Linked DNA regions of Mus musculus: region 2 is linked to region 1. A link is a loop called in an ENCODE intact Hi-C map of the cell type or tissue named here. Cell type or tissue: heart. All regions are shown on one strand. Each heading gives the region's core, and the rest is flanking DNA. Links, peaks and the distances in the headings are about the cores only.

The links. Hi-C counts contacts between places; a loop is a spot of excess contacts. Peaks named below come from ENCODE experiments on the same cell type or tissue, not always from the same donor. Only the 100,000 strongest peaks of a DNase experiment are listed, where the experiment ranks them.
Region 2: it touches region 1 in a loop (6-fold over the local background); 18 of 42 quality-filtered maps call a loop at or near these places.

Annotation. Positions count from the first base shown.
Region 1 is chr11:32,176,787-32,188,243 of GRCm38, forward strand. It overlaps the pseudogene Gm12109 and a transcript of Il9r not described here. Among named protein-coding and RNA genes, the nearest start is that of Il9r, 18 kb to the right of the region's middle. In heart, for the core only: a CTCF peak has its summit at 5,919 (motif pointing right); a DNase peak (open chromatin) is centred at 5,895; H3K27me3 peaks cover 1,043 bases.
Region 2 is chr11:32,318,508-32,329,964 of GRCm38, forward strand. No RefSeq gene overlaps it. Among named protein-coding and RNA genes, the nearest start is that of Gm46275, 19 kb to the left of the region's middle. In heart, for the core only: CTCF peaks have their summits at 2,878 (motif pointing left) and 6,350; DNase peaks (open chromatin) are centred at 2,844 and 6,314; H3K4me3 peaks cover 477 bases; H3K27ac peaks cover 957 bases; H3K27me3 peaks cover 415 bases.

The DNA of each region.
Region 1 (11,457 bases), core at 1,054-9,053:
GGCGTGCGCCACCACACCCGGCTGCTGGTCACATCTCTTGATGGACTTTCAGGAGGTCAACCATTGTCTAGGGTGCTGCTTGAATCCTGTTTAGGAGTTTCCCTGCAAACTCTGGCTCCCACTGGGTTTTCAGGTTGCTGGGTCCTGTAGCTCTGAATCAAGTTCCTTTCCTATGGTCTGGCAGGTGTCTGTGTACAGACCCAGAATGTGTGTTCTGATGGTCGTATGAGTGCAACACACAGAGGATCTTAAGCCACCCACGTGCTGATACAGTGGACGTATCAACTAGTTTTCTGTGGTAGTGATAAAACAGGTTACCAAAGCAGCCTGTAGAAAAAAGACTTATTTTGTAGACAAGTTTCAGAGGGATAAGAGTCTGTTGTGAGACAGGCGGTGGTGGCGCACGCCTTTAATCCCAGCACTAGGGAGGCAGAGCAGGCGGATTTCTGGGTTCGAGGCCAGCCTGGTCTACAAAGTGAGTTTCAGGACAGCTACACAGAGAAACCCTGTCTCAAAAAAAACAAAAAACAAAAACAAAAAGAAGAAGAAGAAGAAGAAGAAGAAGAAGAAGAAGAAGAAGAAGAGGAGGAGGAGGAGGAGGAGGAGGAGGAGGAGGAGGAGGAGGAGGAGGAGTCTGTTGTGGCTTGTAAGTGTGGTAACGCGCTACAGTCATGCTGGCAGAGCAGGAAGCTAAAAGTTTGTTTGTCTGCCTGCCTGTTATTTGTTTGTGTGTGTGTGTGTGTGTGTGTGTGTGTGTGTGTGTGTGTGTGTGTGAGACAGGGTCTCACTATGTAGCCCTGGCTAACCTGGAATTCTATGTAAACCAGGCTTTCCTAGAAATCACAGAGCTATGCATGCCTCTGTCTCCTGAGTGCTGGGATTAAAGGCCTGGCTGAGACATTACATCTTGAGCTGGAAGCAAAAAGCAAGGAAAAAGAACTGGAAGAAGGTGAGGCTTACTCTCAAAGCCTGCACCCATCGATGTCCCTCCTCCAGAAAGGCTGTGCTGCCCAAACCTCCACAAACAGCGCCACCAGCTGGGGAGTAAGTATCCAAATGCCCGAGACTGTGAGGGACTTTCTCATTCAAATCCATGCAGGGTCTTTTTCAAGCAGCATCTAAGGGCTAACAAGCACCAGCAACGATAGGAGGATTTTCTGGATTCTCTTTCTGACATTGTACCGTTGCCTGGGGATGGCTTCCCCCCTCCCCCACCCCACCCCCCCCACCCCAGATCTTTAAAATGTCAATGACTGAGTGATGGTAAAGATTTTCTAACTCTCTCTAGTTCAGGCAGCAAGCTACCTGTGGTGTCAGGATGCAGCAAAGCCATGTCACACACAATCAAGCATTGTGATGTGATTATACCCTTAGTTGCTGCACAAAGGCCTCACCTGACACCTCAAATGCTCTCTAACGCCACCTTGGTGACATCACCACACTGCCCTAGGACATCGCAAAGCTGCATTTTCAGCATCATGATGCTAAGCTTTTTTCAATACTATGCTTGGCTGTTCCACCCCAGTGATGAAACGTGACATCACAATGCATGTTGCTACCACAATGCCATATTTTAACATGACAAGCTCTAGTGTAACAATACTGAATTTGACATCATGGTGCCCCAATACAACACCACTCTGCTCTCCTGATAAGACCTAAGACTCCATTATGACATCACAAAAATGAATTGTTACATCACAATGCTCCCTTGTGACATACATTGTTGACTTTTGACATCATAGTGCCCCCATCTGCCATTATAATGGCATGCTATGACATCAAAATACTCCATAGTGACAGCCCCCCTGCATGACAGGTGAGGTGTCCCCAGGTCCCAGACATGCAGACAGCAGTCCCCAGCTTGCCTAGCTTCTGCAGTGGACAAGTGAGGGCTTGCTAGGCACCAGTCATCTGGCCCAAGCTTCTCCAGTTGCCCAGCTCCAGATGGTGATGGGCAGGCCCAACCACCCAGCCCACACTTTCCAGTCTACCCAGTTCCTACCACATACAAGGCCCTGCCAGGTCCTGCTCCTAGAGCTAGCCTGTAAGGGGTTTCTACCCAAGAAACCTCCTGGTGCTGACAGACAAGCAGTCCCTAGACTGTCAGTCACGGGCTCACACTCCCCATCAATCAACTAACTGCCAACAGGCAAATCTCAGTGCACAAACATGTCTCCTCAGAAATCACCAATCCCATACTACAGGACCCCAATGAGAAGGGCCTAGAAGAACTTTCAGACGATGAAGTAATAGGAATGATTGATTGATATATAAAGAACTCAAGAAGGTGGACTCCAGAAAATCAAATAACCCCATTAAAAAATGGCGCTCAGAGCTAAACAAAGAATTCTCACCTGAGGAATACCGAATGGCTGAGAAACACCTAAAAAAATGTTCAGCATCCTTAATCATCAGGGAAATGCAAATCAAAACAATCCTGAGATTCCATCTCACACCAGTCAGAATGGCTAAGATCAAAAATTCAGGTGACAGCAGATGCTGGCGAGGATGTGGAGAAAGAGGAACACTCCTCCATTGTTGGTGGGATTGCAAGCTTGTACAACCACTCTGGAAATCAGTCTGGCAGTTCCTCAGAAAATTGGACATAGTACTACCAGAGGATCCCGCAATACCTCTCCTGGGTATATATCCAGAAGATGTTCCAACTTGTAAGAAAGACACATGCTCCACTATGTTCATAGCAGCCTTATTTATAATAGCCAGAAGCTGGAAAGAACCCAGATGTCCCTCAAAATAGGAATGGATACAAAAAACGTGGTACATTTACACAATGGAGTAATACACAGCTATTAAAAAGAATGAATTTATGAAATTCCTAGGCAAATGGTTGGACCTGGAGGGCATTATCCTGAGTGAGGTAACCCAATCACAAAAGAACTCAAATGATATGTACTCACTGATAAGTGGATATTAGCCCAGAAACTTAGAATACCCAAGATATAAGTTACAATTTGCAAAACACATGAAACTCAAGAAGAATGAAGACCGAAGTGTGGACACTTTGCCCCTTCTTAGAATTGGGAACAAAACACCCATGGAAGGAGTTACAGAGACAAAGTTTGGAGCTGTGATGAAAGGATGGACCATCTAGAGACTGCCATATCCAGGGATCCATCCCATAATCAGCCTCCAAACGCTGACACCATTGCATACACTAGCAAGATTTTGCTGAAAGGACCCTGATATAGCTGTCTCTTGTGAGACTATGCCAGGGCCTAGCAAACACATAAGTGGATGCTCACAGTCAGCTATTGGATGGATCCCAGGGCCCCCAATGGAGGAGCTCGAGAAAGTACCCAAGGAGCTAAAGGGATCTGCAACCCTATAGGTGGAACAACATTATGAACTAACCAGTACCCCGGAGCTCTTGACTCTAGCTGCATATGTATCAGAAGATGGCCTTGTCGGCCATCACTGGAAAGAGAGGCCCATTGGACTTGCAAACTTTATATGCCCCAGTACAGGGGAACGCCAGGGCCAAAAAGTGGGAGTGGGTGGGTAGGGGAGTGGGGGAGAGGGTATGGGGGACTTTGGGATAGCATTGGAAATGTAAATGAGGAAAATACCTAATTAAAAAAAAAAAGGAATGATTGATTGTTCAAACAACATAAAATTTAAAAAAAAAAAAAGGCCAAAGGGGGGTGTCTTAGTCAGGGTTTCTATTCCTGCACAAACATCATGACCAAGAAGCAAGTTGGGGAGGAAAGGGTTTATTCGGCTTACATTTCCATACTGCTGTTGATCACCAAAGGATGCAGGACTGGAACTCAAGCAGGTCAGAAAGCAGGAGCTGATGCAGAGGCCATGGAGGGATGTTCTTTTCTGGCTTGCTCAGCCTGCTCTCTTATAGAACCCAAGACAACCAGCCCAGAGATGGTCCCACCCACAAGGGGCCTTTCCCCCTTGATCACTAATTGAGAAAATGCCTTACAGTTGGATCTCATGGAGGCATTTCCTCAACTGAAGCTCCTTTCTCTGTGATAACTCCAGCTGTGTCAAGTTGACACAAAACTAGCCAATACAGGGGGTGAGGCTCAGTGGTTAAGAGCACTGGCTGCTCTTGCAGAGGACCCAGGCTTGATTCCCTCCTAAAACGTATTGAGTTTTACAGCTGCCCCACCCCCAAATTTAGACCAAAACAGAGAGCTTTTCAATAACAATGTCTTTGTTTTCTTTGTCAAGAAAGGGCTAGAAAGGGAGAAAATTTTCATACTAAAGAAAAAATTTGCATTTGCTGATATCTGTGTCACATAGATATTTTCCATTGTAAGAATCATGATTTAATTCATCAGATACATTGTTGTGTGACCTTTCATATGTGTGTAACATATGTGTCATGTGTTAACATTCCATTTATTTTAACCTGTCACACAAGAGCTGCATCCTCAAAACTTTTTATTATTTATGCCTACACAATCAGGACGACATCCTGGGCCCTCTTCCCTCTATAGAAACCTGTTGTGGATTGGATCTAAGGCTACTTGTGTTAATTCGGCTCCTAAAATTACACAGGAACCTGCATGTCTTCCTGTAAGACTCTAAGGGTCTCTGCCCCCAGTTGGCTTTGATTGGTAAATAAAGTTGCCAGTGGCCAGTGGCTGGGTAGGGAGACAGGACTTTCAGATTTGTGGACAAGGAACTGAGGAAGAAGGGGAATCGCCATTGCCAGGAGAGGAAGGAGGTCCAGGCCTGAGGAGTGTGGGACAGAGGGACAGAGGGACAGAGAGACTGCCAACATGTGAGCGTCGGGGATCAGGGCCTAGGAAGGCCACAGGCCTGGGGCTGGGGTAACAAAAATACAATATAGATTTTAGAAAGTAATAATTTAGAAGCATCAGAGGGGAGACATTAGCTGTGTGGAAGTTTGGGAGTGGCCCAGCCATTGAGCTATTTAAGGCATATTATAATATAAGGCTGTGTGTGTGTGTGCCTTTCATTCTAGAATCCTCAGAGCACTGGAGCAGGTAGCAAGGAGCACACACTGCCACAGGAGAGTAGAGTGGATTAATCAATTACTGCTCCAGAAACCTATTTAATGGGGATATACAGGATGAATTTTTATTTTCTTAAAGTGCCAGAAAAATTAAGTGTGTGTAACTCAATGGTTTTCAACCTTCCTAACGCTACAGTTCCGCATGTTGTGATGACCTCCCCAACCATAAAATTATTTCGTTTCTACTTCATAACTGTAATTTTGCTTCTGTTTTCAATCGTAGTGTAAATATCTGTGCTTTCCCATGGTCTTAGGTGACTCCTGTGGGCATTAAGACCCATGGGTTGAGAACCGCTGGTGTAGACAAGGCGCTATGGCCGCTGTGGGAGGCACAAGCCCGGGGTAGGTTTCCCCATCCTGATTGATCATCCCTAAACGCGCGTACACACGGACATTGAGTGTACTCAGTGGATTGTGTGTGACAGTAACACAGAAAAGGTCTTGGCTCTTAGAGGCGATTGTTGGGGAATGGAAGGAGATAGAGCAGTGAGGGAGGTGGGGTGGAAGTGATGTAACTACCGTGGACTCGTGTTTGAAGTTCCCAAAAATGTGCGTTTAAAGAATTAAGTTAACCAGGCAAGCACCCTCATTGTGAGCACAGCCAGAATGGCATCGAAGTTGGCAGGAAACATCTTTACATTTGTGCGCAGTTCTCTTCTAAAGAGCAGCCGGAGATTCCACTTCGCAGCTACTTCCTAGGAACAGAAATAGGGATGTGACGTGAAGTCAATGTCCTGGACTTGGGGACTGGGGGGGGGGGGAGCGGGGGGGGGGGAGGCTTGTTTCTATCCCTACAAGGCTGGGTCCCTGTAGGAGCTAGGAGAGGTTGGCAGCTTCCCAGCCAAGAGCTCAGATCTCTCCGCAGCGCCCAGGAGGCTGCATTACCACAGATGGACAGTAGAGGGAGACAGAGATCGTGAGTTGAAAATTAAAAGGCTGAACCCAGAGAAATTAGATAAATTAGAAGAGATAAGAGAAGACCCACCCATCCTCACCAAGAATTCATGAATTCCCCCAGAATCTCTTGCTTGGTTCGTAAATGGCTCCCCCTGCGTAAAAGACAGTAAAGACTGATATCTAAGCCCGTGATGTCCAAATATCAGCCAAAATTTATGCTATCAATATGCACACGAAGGATCCTGAGCTCAACAAAGCAAAAAAAAAAAAAAAAAAAACCCGTCCGGAAACTCACCCAAACACATTAATGTGACAAAACAGATAAGATACCTAAACAAATAAAAAGAATCACATTTGCCAGCCACAAAACCAATTCTGCTCTGACTGGTATTAAAAAAAACCAAACTCTTCTTTCACACTGAGTCAAGGGCAACTAGGGTTTACTTCTTTTAACTGTTAACAAAGCATATTCAAATATTAGATTAACAACTTTGGTTGAATACATATGACAAAATGATGTGGGTTTTTTTTTAAGATGTCTTTATTTCATGTGTATCTGCGTTTTCCCTGTATGTATGTCTGCCCACCACATGCAGCGCCCTTTGCCCACAGAGATCAGAAGAGATCAGAGCTTGTTCCTGAGTTGTGGACAGTTGTGAGCTGCTATGTGGGTGCTGAGAACCAAACCAGGGTCCTCTGCAAGAATAGCAAGTTCTTTTAACTGCTAAGCTGCCTCTCCAACCCCGTAACTTGATTTTTAGAGATTGCTTACCCCCTAAAATGAAGTTTTTATTGGATTTCATAAATGTCTCCAATTTTTTTTCAAGCACATTAGGTTATGTGTTACTTGGCAAAAATTCAAGATAACCACTCTCAGATGCATAAAAAATTTAAAATACATAGATCACATACCTAAACAAAATCACAAAACCTGTGCTGTTAATAAGAAATAAATGTTACAAAGATCCAAAAATAACTGCTGCTGCCTAGATCCAAAACTAAATTGAGAAATTCAAGATCAGTAGCTATCAACATAGGTGACTTGAAGCGTCAAAGCAGAGTAAGAGACGGGAACCCGACAGAGTATAAGTCTCAATCCAATATCAGCAAGTGGACATCTGTCCAAGTGTGGGCCTCCCTGTCTACTCACCTCAGCAGCATATGTACTAAAGCTGAAATGATGCGGAGATCCGCTTGTCTCCCGTGCAGATTCACGGAGCACTCCCTACTTTTTGAAAAGTCTGTATGAAAACCTATAATCTTGAAGCTCACGTAAAAAGATGTAATTAGGGGAGGTGGGAGAACCGGGACATGAAGGTCTGTTGGGGATGGGATACTCAGGGTTAAAGGTTTTCACGGGGAGAGTGTTGGGGGATGGGACAATGGAGGGCTAAGGGTCAGGCAGGCAAAGCTTGGACTCCCTTGTACTATGGAGTACAAGAACCAATGTCGAAATCTACACACTTGTAAGTTATTTCTTTTAATTTTTAATATTAAAAATGAGTTTGAACAGAGGTACCCTGCCTGGATGGACCATCGTGACCCTAGAAAACATTCATTATTGAGGGAAAATCTAAGTTGGGCACAGGATACCTCCCTAGCAGCCCTTGGGCAGGGAGACCCCAGAGGTACAAGAATCAACTCACACGCTATCGGCTATTGCCGTTGTTCTGGGGTGCACAATGGCAAACATCGGGCTTTTTTTTTTTTTTTTTTTTTTTTTTACATGACACAGAAAAATCAGTCTCAAACTTAGCAGGAAACCCTCCCTGCTGGATGCAGGCTGCAGGTAGGGAAAAGACAGCCATGCTCTTACCCAGTGTTGGACCCTGCATGCTGCAGAATCAGCCCCGTAAAACGTATATAAGATGCTGTGCTTCTTAATAAACTTGCTTGTGGGAACACCGGCTTGTGCAGGATCTCCTGATCCCAAACTTTCCTGTCCTCTTTATTTCTCAACCCCTGGCCCTCCCGCTACACCGGCCTCACCTGCCATTTGGTGTTTTCCCAGAGAAATCCCTGCTGGAATTGTGACTGCCTCGATCCTGAGTGGGTTTTGTGCAGGCAACCAAAGCTGCTGTGAGTGGAGGTGTACAATAGTGATACGAGACATATTCTATAAGTGAGAGGTTCCTGAGAGAGACAGCCAGGGTCTTCAGGGTTGCGGTCGTGATCAAGGCCGCGGGGATCGTGGAGGTAAAGCTGAAGACGAGGAGGTAGGTCTGGGCGGCTGGCCGGGTGGGCTACTTGCTCCCTGCACAGAGAGGCAGCCCTTTGGCTGGTGTCTTCCTTCAGTGGACCTCTGTCACCAAGCTGGGCCGCCTGGTTAAGGACATGAGATCAAGTCCTTGGAGGAAATCTACCTGTTCTCCCTGCCCATTAAGGAGTCTGAGATCATTGACTTCTTCCTGGGTGCATCCCTAAAGGATGAGGTTCTGAAAATCATGCCAGTGCAGAAGCAGACTCAAGCTGGCCAGTGGACCAGGTTCAAGGCATTCGTCGTTATTGGGGACTACAGTGGTCACGTTGGTCTTGGTGTTAAGTGCTCCAAGGAGGTTGCCGCTGTCATCCGAGGGGTCATCATCTTGGCCAAGCTTTCCATCGTCCCTATGCGGAGATGCTACTGGGGGAACAAGATTGGCAAGCCCCACACTGTTCCATGCAAGGTGACAGGCCGATGTGGCTCTGTGCTGGTGTGTCTCATCCCTGCCCCCAGAGGCACTGGCATGATTTTCCAGTCTCTGCTCCTGAGCCCAAGAAGCTCCTGGTGATGGCTGGTATAGATGACTGCTACACTTCAGCCAAGGCTGCTCTGCCACCCTGAGCAACTTTGCCAAGACCACATTTGATGCCACCTCCAAGACCTACAGCTACCTGAACCCTGACCTCTGGAAAGAGACTGTGTTCACCAAGTCTCCTTATCAGGAATTCACTGATCATCTAGTGAAAACCCACACCAGAGTCTCTGTTCAGAGGACCCAGGCTCCAGCTGTGGCTACCACAAAAATATTTTTATTTAAAAAAAAAGTAAATAAATAAATAAATAAAGTGATTTAAGTATGTGAAAGAAAGGAAGAAAGAGAGAAAGGAAGGAAGGAAGGAAGGAAGGAAGGAAGGAAGGAAGGAAGGAAGGAAGGAAGAAAGAAAGAAAGAAAGAAAGAAAGAAAGAAAGAAAGAAAGAAAGAAAGAAAGAAAGAAAGAGGAGGGAGAGAGAAAGAGAGAGGGGAGGGAGGAAGAGAGGGGGAGAGAGAGAGCAAGGAAAGAAAGAAAGAAAGAAAGAAAGAAAGAAAGAAAGAAAGAAAGAAAGAAAGAGAGAGAGAGAGAGAGAGAGAGGAGGGAAGGAAGGGAGGGAGGGAGGGAGGGAGGGAGGGAGGGACGGAGGAAGACAGTAAGAATGGAGAAGGCTTCAATCCAAATGGAGGAGTTACTGGCGGTGGATACTGTTGCAATGGGGAGAAGTCCTTGTTCTCTGTGGACCTTGCTACTGAGAGCCCCAAGCCCCAGGGGGTGGCCACACATTTGCATACATACAGTCAGCACTAAATGGACTCAGGGACACAGTCATAATAAATGCAAAGTAGAGTTATAAAGTTTGGAGAGAGATGGGTTGTGCGTTCCCTGGAACATTAGAGGTGGGTAGCAGGAAGTTGATATGATCTAAATACATTGTCTGAATATATGACAATTTCAAAGCATCAATAAAAATTTGTTTAATTATATTAATTCCAGAAGGAAGCGGGAAAAGGAGCCAGAAATTTAACAACAACAAAAAGCGGTTGAGGCCGGGCGGTGGTGGCGCACACCTTTAATCCCAGCACTTGGGAGGCAGAGGCAGGCGGATTTCTGAGTTCAAGGCCAGCCTGGTCTACAAAGTGAGTTCCAGGACAGCCAGGGCTATACAGAGAAACCCTGTCTCAAAAAACCAACCAACCAACCAAACAAACAAAAAAAGTGGTTGAAATTTTCACAAATTTTAAGAAATGTAGAAATTTTAACAAATTTAGGAATGAAGACACATTCCAAAAATATAGGAACCTCCAATGAAATATGACATGACATGCTGTGAACAGACCATGCACAGTCAGTAGAAAGCACTTTTCCCAAAAGAATCTCACAGCAAGTGAATGAAATGATTCATTCCAGGCTATAAGGAGCTGCAACTAATAGACTGCACATAGAGTAGAAGACTAGAGACCCCATCTCTAGAGCACCAGTGAGCATCTGATACCCCATTGGCAGACGTTTGCATGGGTGCATCTGCAGCCAGGCAGTGGTGGTGTTCACCTTTACTCTCAGCACTGGAGAGACAGAGGCAGGTGGATCTCGGAGTTCAAGGCCCTGGTCTACAGAAGGACTTCCGGGGACAGCCATGGCTACACAGAGCAACTTTGTCTCAAAAACAAACAAAAGAATACGAAAATCCTTTAGCCAGCTTTCAGTCCTTAGTAAACCCTACAAATGTTAGGTGTGGCTAACCCTTAACCAGTGTTCAAGTTTTATAGAACAGCACAGTGTTTATACTGGAGAAAACCCCTACAGATGTGAGGAACACGGCAACACCTTTAATGAAAATATAAGCCTTTTTGATATTAGAGTTCACTTTGGAAGGAATTCTTATAGATATACTGACTGTAAAAGGCCTACGTGGGTCTGGAGAGACGATTCATTAGTTAAGAGCACTGGTTGCTCTTCCAGAGGATCAGGGTTCGATTCCCATCACCCACATAGCGTCTGTAATTCCAGTCCTGGGAGATCTGATGCCCTCTTCTGGCCTCCAAGGGCACTGCACACACATTGTGAACAGATAAACAGGCCAGCAAAACACCTATCCACAGAACAGTTCTTAATGGAAAAAAAAAAAATTTTATTAAAATGCACACAATGAAAAGAACAGCATGATATAGTTATCTATTTATAAGAGAATATAATTATTTGAAGATGTATAAATATAGAAAGCCTTTATTCACATTTCAGACCTTAAGATAATTGTAATAGAGATGAAAAGCACTAATACAGAGAATCTGGGAAGGTTTTCTTATGGCACTAACTAGGGCCTCTCACACTGGGTTAAAATACTTTAACCAGCTTTGAGCCACACCCTCACCCCAGAAAAATCTTTATTGCTTAAAGTTTTCTAGATGCCATGCGTTGATGTGGAAGTAAATCATCACCGACAAAATTATGCAGAAAAATCACCTCCAAGACGATCTGATTGTGTCCATCTGAGGCTTCTCATCCTTACCCTTAGACACTGGAAGAAAATGCCATTCTCACACAGATCTTTACAGCCAAAGGAGACTCATCTCTGAGAATGTGTCATCTGTATATGCAGAGACCGGATGGCGGATCCCAAAATGCTTTATTCAGACTTTGTACATTTTCATTAAATAAAAATAAATCTTTAGTTTGTTTGTCTTTGGTTTTTTGAGACAGGGTTTCTCTGTGTAGTCCTGGCTGTCCTGGAACTAACTCACTCTGTAGACCAGGCTGGTCTCAAACTCAGAAATCCACCTGCCTCTGCCTCCCAAGTGCTGGGACTAAAG
Region 2 (11,457 bases), core at 1,528-9,527, 140 kb after region 1:
AATAAGGCCACAAGGTGCTGGCCTTGTGCACTACCCTTTCACTGAGATGGCTCTGGGGGCTACAACCTTCTATTTCCAGCGCTATCAAAATTAGAGGTAGCTTTCAGACTTCTGAGATTCAGTGGTGTGAGGCTAACAGAAGCTGAGGCCAGGCAGACAGTAGCCCCGGGCAGAGAGAGGCCCTGTGGCTACCTATCAAGAGGGCAGGAATTAGGCACAAAGGCAGGAGCCTCCTGGCACCTTTGATCTTACCACAGCAAACCAGAATAACCCAGCATTTCAGCTGGCTCCAGTCATGGAAGGCCTTCCATCCACACCACCACAACACAGACTTGGGTGTTTGATCTGGTTTGACCCTCTGAAGCCAATGTTATCTTATAACTTGCTGTGTAGATCAGAGTGACCTTGAACTCACCATCCTTCTGCCTCTACCTGTCCAGCACTGATATGACAGGCCTGTCACCCACCTGATGTGGAGGTTAAATTTTTCTGGTAATAGCTTCAGTGAGTTCAGAAGAAAGAGAAGAGTCTGCGTGAGCCAGCACAGCCTGGATTGCTCTTGTCTTCTCCTTCAACAATTACAGCTTAACACCCTCTTAAACTCCACTTCAGCCTCCCAAATGTTCTAGTTTGCTTTTAATTGTTTCTTTCTTTCTTTTTTTTTAAACGTGTTTCACTTTTCCAAAACTTCTGGAGATAAATCTCTGGGGCATAATCAATCTTCTGGGATTTCTCCCTTGAAAAGTGACATTTGATTTCCAGACAGATGCTGGAAACATACGTGACTCCCAGTTGTAGGAAGCAGGCGGGAAGCTGAAATCCAGATGAGTATATTGTCCAACCTTCCTAGGTCTCTGGTCTGTCTTTGGATCAGCAATAATTACCTGAACAGCTACCATGACTTTATTAATTTGGGGGTGTAGCTCCCCGAGGTTGTCCCTACACAGCAACTGCAGGATCTGAGGGTCTTCCTTAAGAACAGTGTGTCAAAACCAAGAACCAGTTCGTCTAAAGCTCCTTGGCTCACAGACACACAAGTAAATATAAAATGATTACCCTATCAGATTAGAGGAACCTGGAAGATCACCCCAAGTCTATTCCACCCAGCCTCTCGAGAAGGTGACAGCCTAACCCCCTGCCAGAACTTATCCAGACCTTGATAATGTCTATGGACCTACCGAATCAGAGACCCATGGTTTACCCTTTGTTTTGTTTGTGTATCTTGTGGTGGTGGGGAAAGATACACATAGGTGTGTTGGTCACATGCATGCATGTGTGTGCATGTGTGTTTGCACTTACATATGTAGAAGCCAGAGGACAGACCTGGGTGTCGTTCCTCAGACACCACCTTTTTTTTTGTTGTTGTTTTAACATAGTCTCACTGAGCAGGCTATCTGTCTGAGCTCCAGGGATCTTCCAGTCTCTGTTTCCCCAGTTCTGAGAGTATCACCACCTGGCGCCACCATGCCTGACTTTGGACATGGATTCTAGGGGTTCAAACTCAGGCTCCTCAGCCATGGTTTTTTTTTTTTTGTTGTTGTTGTTGTTTTCTTTTTTTTTAAATACCTGCTGTATAAATTCCATGTGTCTACAATTTGCTTTTCTTTTACCAACATAATCCCCTAGCTCAAACAAAACAGGAGACTTCTGTCACTTACAAAGGAAAGCAGTCTGAAGTAATAATTTACAAACCTAATAAGCCTGTATAAAAGAGACACAATCAGATATTTTATTTATGAGCCGTGTGCCCAGACTGGGCAGAGTTAGGGCTATACTAGCTCATTCCCCAGCTGTAATGCCCTGTTACTGGGTCTTTCTCCTGGCCACTTGGTTCCGGACCATGGCATCTTCCTCCTCCTCAGCCCCCCCCTCCCTGCAACCCTCTCTCTTAAACCTCCAGTCCCACCTTTCTCCCTCCCCTGCTGCCCAGTCACAGGCTCTAGCCTTTTATTGACCAGTTAAACTGGGGAGAAGGCTCACATGGCATCACTTGAGTACATGAAGATTTGTTCCTCACAACTCCCCCCTTATCAACATCCCTGCCTCGGTTTCCCCACTAGTGGCATGGAGGCATCGCCTAATTGACAAGGACGGGTGCTGGTGTGCCCTGAACTGTCCATAAGCCTAGGCAGACCTCTGCTGCTCCACCTCCAAAGCCCTCCCTGACCCTTTGTGACTCACCCGCTCCCCTGTGGTCTGCTCTGCTGCTCCAGGGCTGTGAAAAAGAACTCAGTGGCTGTCTTAAAATAGCAGACCGTCTCTCTCCTGTGTGCCCCTAAAGCAGCTGTGTTTGGTTTTGTCTGGAACTATCTGGAAACTGAGACAATGGACCCAGGACACTGTCACCAAGCCTCAGACGGAGCAAGCTGTCAATCACCTCTCAGACCAGGAGCTCATGCAGGGAACAGGTGATCTGCACCAGACATTCCTTCACAAGCACGGGTTAGAAGCCTAAGCTGGGAACAGCCAGTCCTCCCCTACCCACACTGCCCTGCCCTGTGGGAGAGGGCACTCGTCTTGGCTTAACTCTGCCCAGCTCTGCTTCCCATATGTGACAACACCGGGCAATCTCAAGCAAGCACTTCCCATCCATGAGACCAGTTAACCACAAAGCACCTTTCTTCACTTTCTTGGTGCGCGTTCTGTCACTACAGAGTTCCTGGGTCTGGGAGATGGATGAGCAGTAGACTTGATTCGGCTCACAGTGCTGGAGGGTGGGAGGGTTGAAGGCCTCTGCTGAGAGCCTCGAGCCACACTGCAACATGGTGGAGGACCTAGAATATAAGAAAACAGTAAGCTTAGCTCCCCTCTCATTAGAAAGCCAGTGGCGCCACCTTGGGGCCCACTCTCAGCTGTTTATGACTACCGGGCAGGAGGTCTCTGGGGCGCCCCCTGCAGGCCACTATAAGTAGGTGCAAGGCTTTTCCAGTATCGTCACCACCTCCAGCATCACCTTGCCTTTGCACAACCAAATACTTGTTAAATGTCTATTTGTAGGACCGCACTCAGACCTGTGAGATGTAGGAGACGGTTTTGCTCTTGATGTCACCTGTGTAATTGCTGGAGGTCAGTTCAGACACAGTGGCACTCTGGTGGGACTAGAAGGCACCTCACTGCCCTTGGGTAGCTTCTTGAGTGCCAGGGGAGATTCTTATACCACGTAAGGACAAAGATGTGACAAAGCTGAACTGAAGCCATGAGCAGTCCTGGATCTGATGGGAGAGCCATGGTGAATGTGGGCTGAACGATTCCATGGGCTGGAGTCCTGGACTACATAAACAGAAAAGCGGCTGAGCGCAAGCTCTCTCTGCTCCCAGGATGTCTACGATGTGACAACCTCCGCTTCTGTCACCGTACCTTCCTGCCATGACGGACTGTACCCCTTAGAATTGTGAGCCACAGTAAACCCTTCCTTAAATTGGTTGTGCCCGTCGTTTCAGCAACCGGGAAAGTGACTAATATTGAAAATTGGTACCTGGAATGGGGTGGGGAGTGAGCATTAGAAACCCGACCATGTGGTTCTTAGACCTTTTAGACTGGTTTGTGGGAGGCATATGGAAGCACTTAGAATTTTATCCTAGAAAGGCCCTGGGATACTGTAAGCACAGACTAACGTGGACAGTAGAGACTCGGCAAGGCTTTGGGGGAAACATTCTATCAGGTAGTGAGTTAGGGGACATTGTGTGATATATTTTGGCAAAGGATCTGAGTGCATTCTGCCTATGTCCTGAGTTGAGTGGGGTTTAACTTAAGGAGAACAGGCTGCCGTGTCTGGCAGAAGAAATCTCCAGACAGGAGACCAATCGGGAGCTCATTTGGGCTGTGGCGAGGTCATTGCTTGCTGTTCTCATTGAGGCCTCTCGTGAGAGAGAAAAAGGGGCATCCTTGAAGTTTGGTTAAAAGGGTGTGCAGGTAAGATTAAAGTTCCAGGGAAGGACAGGCAGGTGACACAGCAGGTGTAACTATTAAGGAGATGAGCAGCATGGAAGAGAAGCTGACCCTGGGTGACAGGAAAGGTGCCCTGGGTGTAAGACCCACCCCAGAGAACTCCATACTGCAAATATGCAAGTTCATTTAAGAGGAAAGTGTCCAAACTAAGAACGCCATATAAAAGCTGGTTGAATGACTCTGGGAAGTGTTTCCCAATGCCAACACTCAAAAGCCAGTGCATTTGTGGTCTCCACCCAGAGAAGGCAGAATAACTTGGTGACAGCATCCACAGGGCATTGGTTTTATGGGTGTGAAGAATGCAGGATGGCAAGAGTCATAAGCCTTGTACCACAGATCTAGAGAATCACTGGGTCCACCCGCAAGGAAGTCCTTGGCGGTTACTCTCCAGTGGAGACCCTAGAACCATGCAGCATCTGCCAAAGAAAGCTGCGGGTGTGGGATGGACCCAAGAGAGAGTCTGGGCCCAGACAGCACATCGGACAGGGCTGACCATGGATCTGAGACATTTCTACCACAAGCCCTGGACCCAAAGTGGAGTTGCAGGATTTGGTGTTTGCCCTGCTGGGTGTCTGACTCACTTTGGGCAGAGCTTTCCTTCTGCCCCATTCTTCCCGTTATGAATGTGAACCTTCACTCTGCTCTACAGTACATTGGATGTCTATAGCTTGTTTTGTTTCGGTTTTTAATAGGAGGCCAGAGTAAGAGATTGAGTCTCGGTTGAGAGTCTGATTTTTCTCCTTTGAATAGTGTTGAAAGGTATTGGCCAGAGGACTTTTGAGGTTGGGCTGAATAAATTTTGCGTTATAAGATAGCTACAAGCCTATAGAGACAGGGAGTAGAAGGATATGGCTTAAAAGCAGTGTGTTTGGGTGTCAAGTTGACAAAAGGTGGAGCTGTGATCGTTTATAATGGTTATTAACTTAATTTGATTCCAGCAATCACTGAAGCAAGCCTCAGGCATGTCCGAGAGGAATTGCTTTAAATGTGGGCTGTGCCATTCCATGGACTGGGGACCTGGATTAAATAAAAAGAAGTTGGGCAGCGGTGGCGCACACCTTTAATCCCAGCATTTGAAGGGCAGAGGCAGGCGGATTTCTGAGTTCGAGGCCAGCCTGATCTACAGAGTGAGTTCCAGGACAGCCAGCACTACACAGAGAAACCCTGTCTCGAAAAAAAAAAATTGATTATTAGAAAGAAAAGAAAAGAAGAAACACCAGGGTGATAGTGATAGGTTTCAGCTCTGAAGGAGCCCCTCTCTCTTTTAAATCTTTTAATTGCTCTCTTTTAAAACAATATTGGGGAGGTACTTTAGGAAACCTATTCTCTGTGGCCAGAACTTTTCTTGTAAAATTTTATTTACTTATGTACTCATTCACTTGTTTTTGAGACAGAGTCTTTTTTTCTTTTAAAGATTTATTTATTTTTATTACATGTAAGTACACTGTAGCTGTCTTCAGACACTCCAGAAGAGGGAGTCAGATCTCATTACAGATGGCATGTGCCACCACGCCCGGCTCCTAAAAATTAATTTTTTATTATTTTATTGCACTGGTGTTTTCCTGCATATACTTATCTATGTGAGGATGTTGGAACCTCTGGAGCTTGAGTTACATACAATTGTGAGCTGCCATGTGTTGCTTGGAGTTGAACCCAGGTCCTCTGGAAAAAACAGGCAGTGCTCTTAAATTACGGAGCCATCTCTCTAGCACCCACTGTGACATTTCTAATTGTTTTCGTGTGACATTTTTCATGGTGATTTTAAAATCTCTGCAAACAAGTTTCTGGAAAAAAGTACTCTAATTTCCTTGTGTCGTAGATGAAGAGATGGCAAAAACTCAAGAGATGTTAGATCGCTGCTCTGTAAGATCACACTGTCTGCTTGGCCTTCAGGTTTCAAACACAGGTCAGGGTGAATTCAGAGTCTAGATTCTCACAACAGCAGTCATGTCCTTACAACCCACAAAATAACGTCTAGCTGTGCAAATGTCCGAAAACAAGACAGATTAATGGAGTCAAATGTCTGCCCCGGGACAGCGCGAAGGACTCTACTGACAGAGCGAAAAAGTTTATTCTTGTAGTTTTTTTGTAGTTTGGGGAAAGAGAAAGTTTGCTGCTCTTTCCACATCCTCTCTTTCAGTATTGAGGCCAAGTGGAAAGTGTCCGGCAGTCCTTCCGCATCCGCCTGCCCAGAGCACAGGAGGAACTCTGGCTGGACACGGAGTCTCTCCCTCCCCCTTCTTCCCCTCTTCCCACAGCCCCACAAAACTGTACCCTCCTAGACCCATCACTGTCCTGTCTGCTTGAGGACCTTGGAACAAGGTGGCAGTGTGGGTCGAGTGTAGGAGGACACTGCAGCTACCGGAGATATAAGAAGGCGACGAGCACCCCCGTGTGGCGGGACTCGGAACTTCGCAGCTCCAAGGAGAACAGCGGTGTAACAGGCACCCAGCATGCACTTGGCTCTTTGCCCACGAACTCTTCGAAATTTTAGTTTAGGTTCTGGGGGTCTTTTCATCTTTGACATGTGTCCTGCTAAGATATAACTGCCACAACCCTACGGATGCTTCTATCTATAATTTCACATGTAATACTCTTCCCATGAATTCAAGTTTGATGTTTATTTGTTGTTGTTGTTGTTGTTTGTTTGTTTGTTTATTTTCTTTTGTGTGATATTGGGACCTTGCCATGCTGGGCCAGAGCTCTACCAAGCTACTGAGCCACACCCCAGCCCTGGCTTCCTTATGACACATCAAGCAAGTTTTGGTATCAAAATCAAAACTGTGAAACCTATAGATTCCACCTTCTTGTTTCCCTTCCTATCCTCCATCCAATGTCAGCCGTTTGATGTGTCTAGTCTATTCTTCCCATGGTGCACTCCTACCTTTTTATAAAAAAGGAAACAATGTTACTTTGTAAACAATATATTTTCAAAGCTACTCTACTGGGATTGTAGGAAGCCTCCCCCTTGGGTTGGGTTGTTCTTTTGTTTTATTTATTACTAATGTATATTCATTGTACATAGTTCTGAGTTTCCTTAAGATAATCTCAAAAATGTCAGGTGCTTTAGCCAAATTCACCCTCCCTCTCAGTCTTCCACATCCCGGTCCTACCTCACTCTCTTAAAGAGTCTCCTTCTAACCTTCCCACTGGTCTCCCTCCTCTTCCCCAACTCTCCTTTCTGCTTGACATGCAGTCAGTGTGTGTGTGTGTGTGTGTGTGTGTGTGTGTGTGTGTGTGTGTGTGTAGATATAGGTTGTTTTCTGATAAATCTGGTCAGTGACTGGAGATGAAAGTCAGCAACATAAACTAAAAGAAAAATCACCAAAATGTGTGAGAAAAATCAAGAATATGGATTTTAAAACTTGGCAACATCAAAGAAGTTTTCGGCAAAAAAAATAGAGACTTAGAAAGAAAGAAAAAACAAAACATAGAAAGGTTGTAATGAAAACTGGATAAATCAGATAAAAAGCACAGTGAAAAATGTCACCAAAAGGCCACCAAGTAGGGGGAGGACATAGGGATGAGGCCACCAAGCAGGGGGAACATGGGGATGAGGACAAGGCTGATAAGAAGCTGCATTCAAATATCAATGATGAAAAGAATTAAAGAGTTTGTTCATGACATCGGAGCCCTCTGAGATGTCATCAAAGGACAAATCCCGAAGGTCTGGACAAGAGGAGAACTTGAAATAACACTGAAGGTCATTCAATGAACCATACCCTATAATTCCCAAACATAGAGAAATAGACATGCAAAGTGAAGTGCAATTTAGAAACCAGAGACACAGGCAGAGAAGTCTCTCTCTATAACAGATTGTACAGCCAGGAAGCTAAATGACAGAGCCAAGATGGATGGTACCCAGGAAATCATTGGGGTGGATAACAGCTATCAGAAGACCCTCAAGGGAATCCTAACCAGGGGAGAAAAATAAACACTTCTAGGAGGTCACAGGAAATAATAAACCACATTAGAACAGTAAATAAGAAATGAGAATTTGGAAAGCATCAATTACAAAAATCAAAACGGTAGGATTTAATATATAATTTTTATTAAAAGCTCTGAATGTTGATGGTCTCAATTCTCCAATCAAAAAATACAGATTAGTACACTGAATGTATAAAATATGGCCCTTCTGTTTGCTGCCTGCAAGAAGGACTGCCCTATTTGCAGATGGTATGATTCCATATCAAAGAGACCCTGAAGACTCCACCACAAAAGCAGAGTTGAAGAGCACTCTCATCAAAATGACAGAGTACAAAACTAACATAAAAATTAGTAGACATAGGAGCGTCTTCTGTCATGCTGGCTTAGTGGTTCTCCCCTTCTTACACTGAGAAGGGTGCTTTAACAGCGTTAGCAACCTAGGATGACTGCTACCGTCTCTCTCACAGTTTGAAATATGTCAGACTGTCCTCTACTGACTTAAAGTTCCTATTGAGAAACTTGCTGTTACACTGACAGCTTCACTGTTGTATGTGTGGCAGAGTGCTTCTGGGTTCATGACCTTGGCCAGCATAAAAACAACTTAGTGAGCATTTCAATGCGATTTTCCATAGACGAGTTACACTGGAACATTATGGGAAAGAATTAAAATTATTTTGTAACAACATTGTAATCCCGACCGAACTCAGTAAATGTGTTATAGCAGCAATTACTCTCAGCAATGGAAGGCCAATTTCCTTAGTCAAATGGACTATTTAACAGTAGACCGTGTGACCTTTCATTATCGTCTCCTTGCTTAATTGACCATTCTATTTTATGGTGTCAACTTCTGAGAATTTCTAGGAAAATACAAAAAGGGACCACTCCAGGGAGCTGGAGGGTAAGACTGCATAAGATCCATCAGGAGGAGGAATCTCAGTTGTTCTTCACGGGCGGAAAAGTATCGGGTTAACTAAGAACGCAGCCTACTCTCTCGGGATCCAGGCTAGATCTTTAATCACAGGTCTTGGGAGGCAGAGTCAGGTGGCTCTCTTTCCAGCCTGGTCTGCATAGTGAGTTCCAGAACAGACAAAGCTACACAGAGAAACCCTGTCTCAAAAACCAAAGCCAAACCAACCAACCAACCAAACAAGCAAACAAACAAACAACCAACCCACCTGTATAGATATACTGCTGGCCTTGCTAACTAAAAGCAAATTGCTTCTGATGGTCCTTACAGATAGGTACTGAGAAAAAGGCATTTTCCAGATCAATAGCTGCATACCATGTTCCAGGAGCTGTGTTGATCTTCTCAAGTAAGGACATCACATCTGGTAGAGCAGCTGCAATTAGAGTCACTACCTGAGTGAGTTTTCAGTAGTCACCTATCATTCTCCGCAATCCATCTGTCTTCTGCACTGGCCAGATAGGAGAGTTAAAGGGAGATGTGGTGGGAACCACCACCCCTGCATCTTTCAAGTCCTTAATGGTGGCACTAATTTCTGTAATTCCTCCAGGAATATGATACTGGTTTTTTCCTCACTATTTCCCTGGCAGAAGGCAACTCCAAAGGTTTCCGATTAGCCTTTCCAATCATAACAGCCCTCCCTCCACAGGTCAGAGAACCAATGTGAGAATTCTGCCAACTTCTAAGTATATCTATCCCAATTATACATTCTCAGACTGGGGAAATAGCCAGGGGATGAGTGTGAGGACCCACTGGACCTACTGTGAGTCAGACTTCAGTCAAAACTTCAATAATCACTCCTTTAACAGGAGGGTCACAGTGTTTCTTGGGCTCTCCTGGAATTAGTGTCAATTCAGAACCAGTCTCCAATAGACCCTGGAAACTCTGGTTGTTTCCTTTCCCTGGTGTACAGCTCCCCTTGTAAAGAGCCAGAGGCTCCTCTGGGGAAGGACCGGGGAAAGACTAACAGTACAACTCTTAGGTATTTTAATCAAGGTCCTTCCTCAGGGGAACATGGCCATCCCTTCATTCAAGGGATGTCTGGGTCTGCAAACTGGCTCACCTGGAAAATGGTCCACAGGCTGAGATTCTCTGCTGCCATGATATGCTTTTCTTCTGTTTGCTTGAGAATTTTTCTGCTTATACTAATCAAACAAAAGTTCAGTGGGATTCTTCTCTATTTCATGCCTGGAGACATCATGATTGGTTAGCTGGTACCAAAGGTCCATACGAGTTTGAGTCCTGCCACCATCAAATTCACTTTGCATGTGCTGCCCACTATGATCACTATGGCCATCTTGCCTTTGGTGACTCAGTGCTGCCAACTGGTCCCTGTTACCTCTGACATACACACGTTATGGTGAACACACACAATGTGAAAAAAACACTTTAAGATGGAGAGCAAAAATGACATCTAACAAAGACCCTTGGCCTCCACATATGCATATTCACATGTGCACACAACACACACACACACACACACACAGAGAGAGAGAGAGAGAGAGAGAGAGAGAGAGAGAGAGAGAGAGAGGAACACAAACATATAACACAAACAGTTGAGAAGGAGAGAGTCAATGGATGAATTAGCCTGTATGTGGTCTCCTATCAGAACTCTTGTATTAGTCTGCATCCGGGTATTTTCAGATGGTCCCATCTCTGGGCAGTCTTTGGAAGGGCACCCCTAATCTATTCTTCTAACTGCTGTCCTGGCAACCTCCCCAGCAGTGTACCCCAGTTCCTTGCTGTTTCTCCTGGCCAATTGCTCATGGGTCATCTCCCCTGATGGATGCTTCCTCCTCTCCTCTCAGTCTTCCTCCTTCTCCTTGTCTCTCCTATCTACACTCTCTTCTCCACCCCCAACCAGGTAACTCAAAACCCACCTACTTCTAGTTCCTCCAGTGACTGTCTGTAGCCAATAGTTTTAAATCAAAGAACAAAGCTTGCACAACACAAGCCTGTAAACATGAGAATTCAGTCATAGGCCTAGACCTTCGGGTAAAGAACTTCGCCTTACATCACAACAGACCAAACCTCGACATAAAAACCTCCCACATAGCCATTCCTTGGAGGGGTCATATCTTCAGTTTGCACAGCAGGAAGGACAGCACTCACCAGTCTAGACCAGTCTAGACCAAGCCCTACACAGCAGACCCACGACTCTCCTCTGTTTGGCTGTCAGTTTCCCTTTGAAATTTGCTCTCCTACCATCATTCACCTCTTAGCAAAGCTGCTTTAAACTGTCCCAGGTTGTTCCCTGTGTGTGGGTGTCACCCACTGCCCGAGTTTGCTTCTGTTGCTGTGATAGACGTTCTTACCAAAAGCAACAGGTTTGTGGCAGTGCCTTGAAGCCATGGAAGAACAGAACACCGTTCGTGTCCAAAGCCCAGCACTGTGTTCATGTATTCACTCTACTCTGGGAATAATATAGGGCGTATATCACGTCTGTTAGTCGGGGGAAAACCTTGGCCTCAGTTCCAGAGCAGGAGGTAGTTGTGCGGCCTTTGGGGAATGAGGACCCTAGGTCACCATTGGCTATAGCCCTCTATGGGCCCCTTGACAGTCACGAGCTGCAGCCCTCCTATGTCCTGGACCCTAAGCAGATGCCACACATGGAGTAG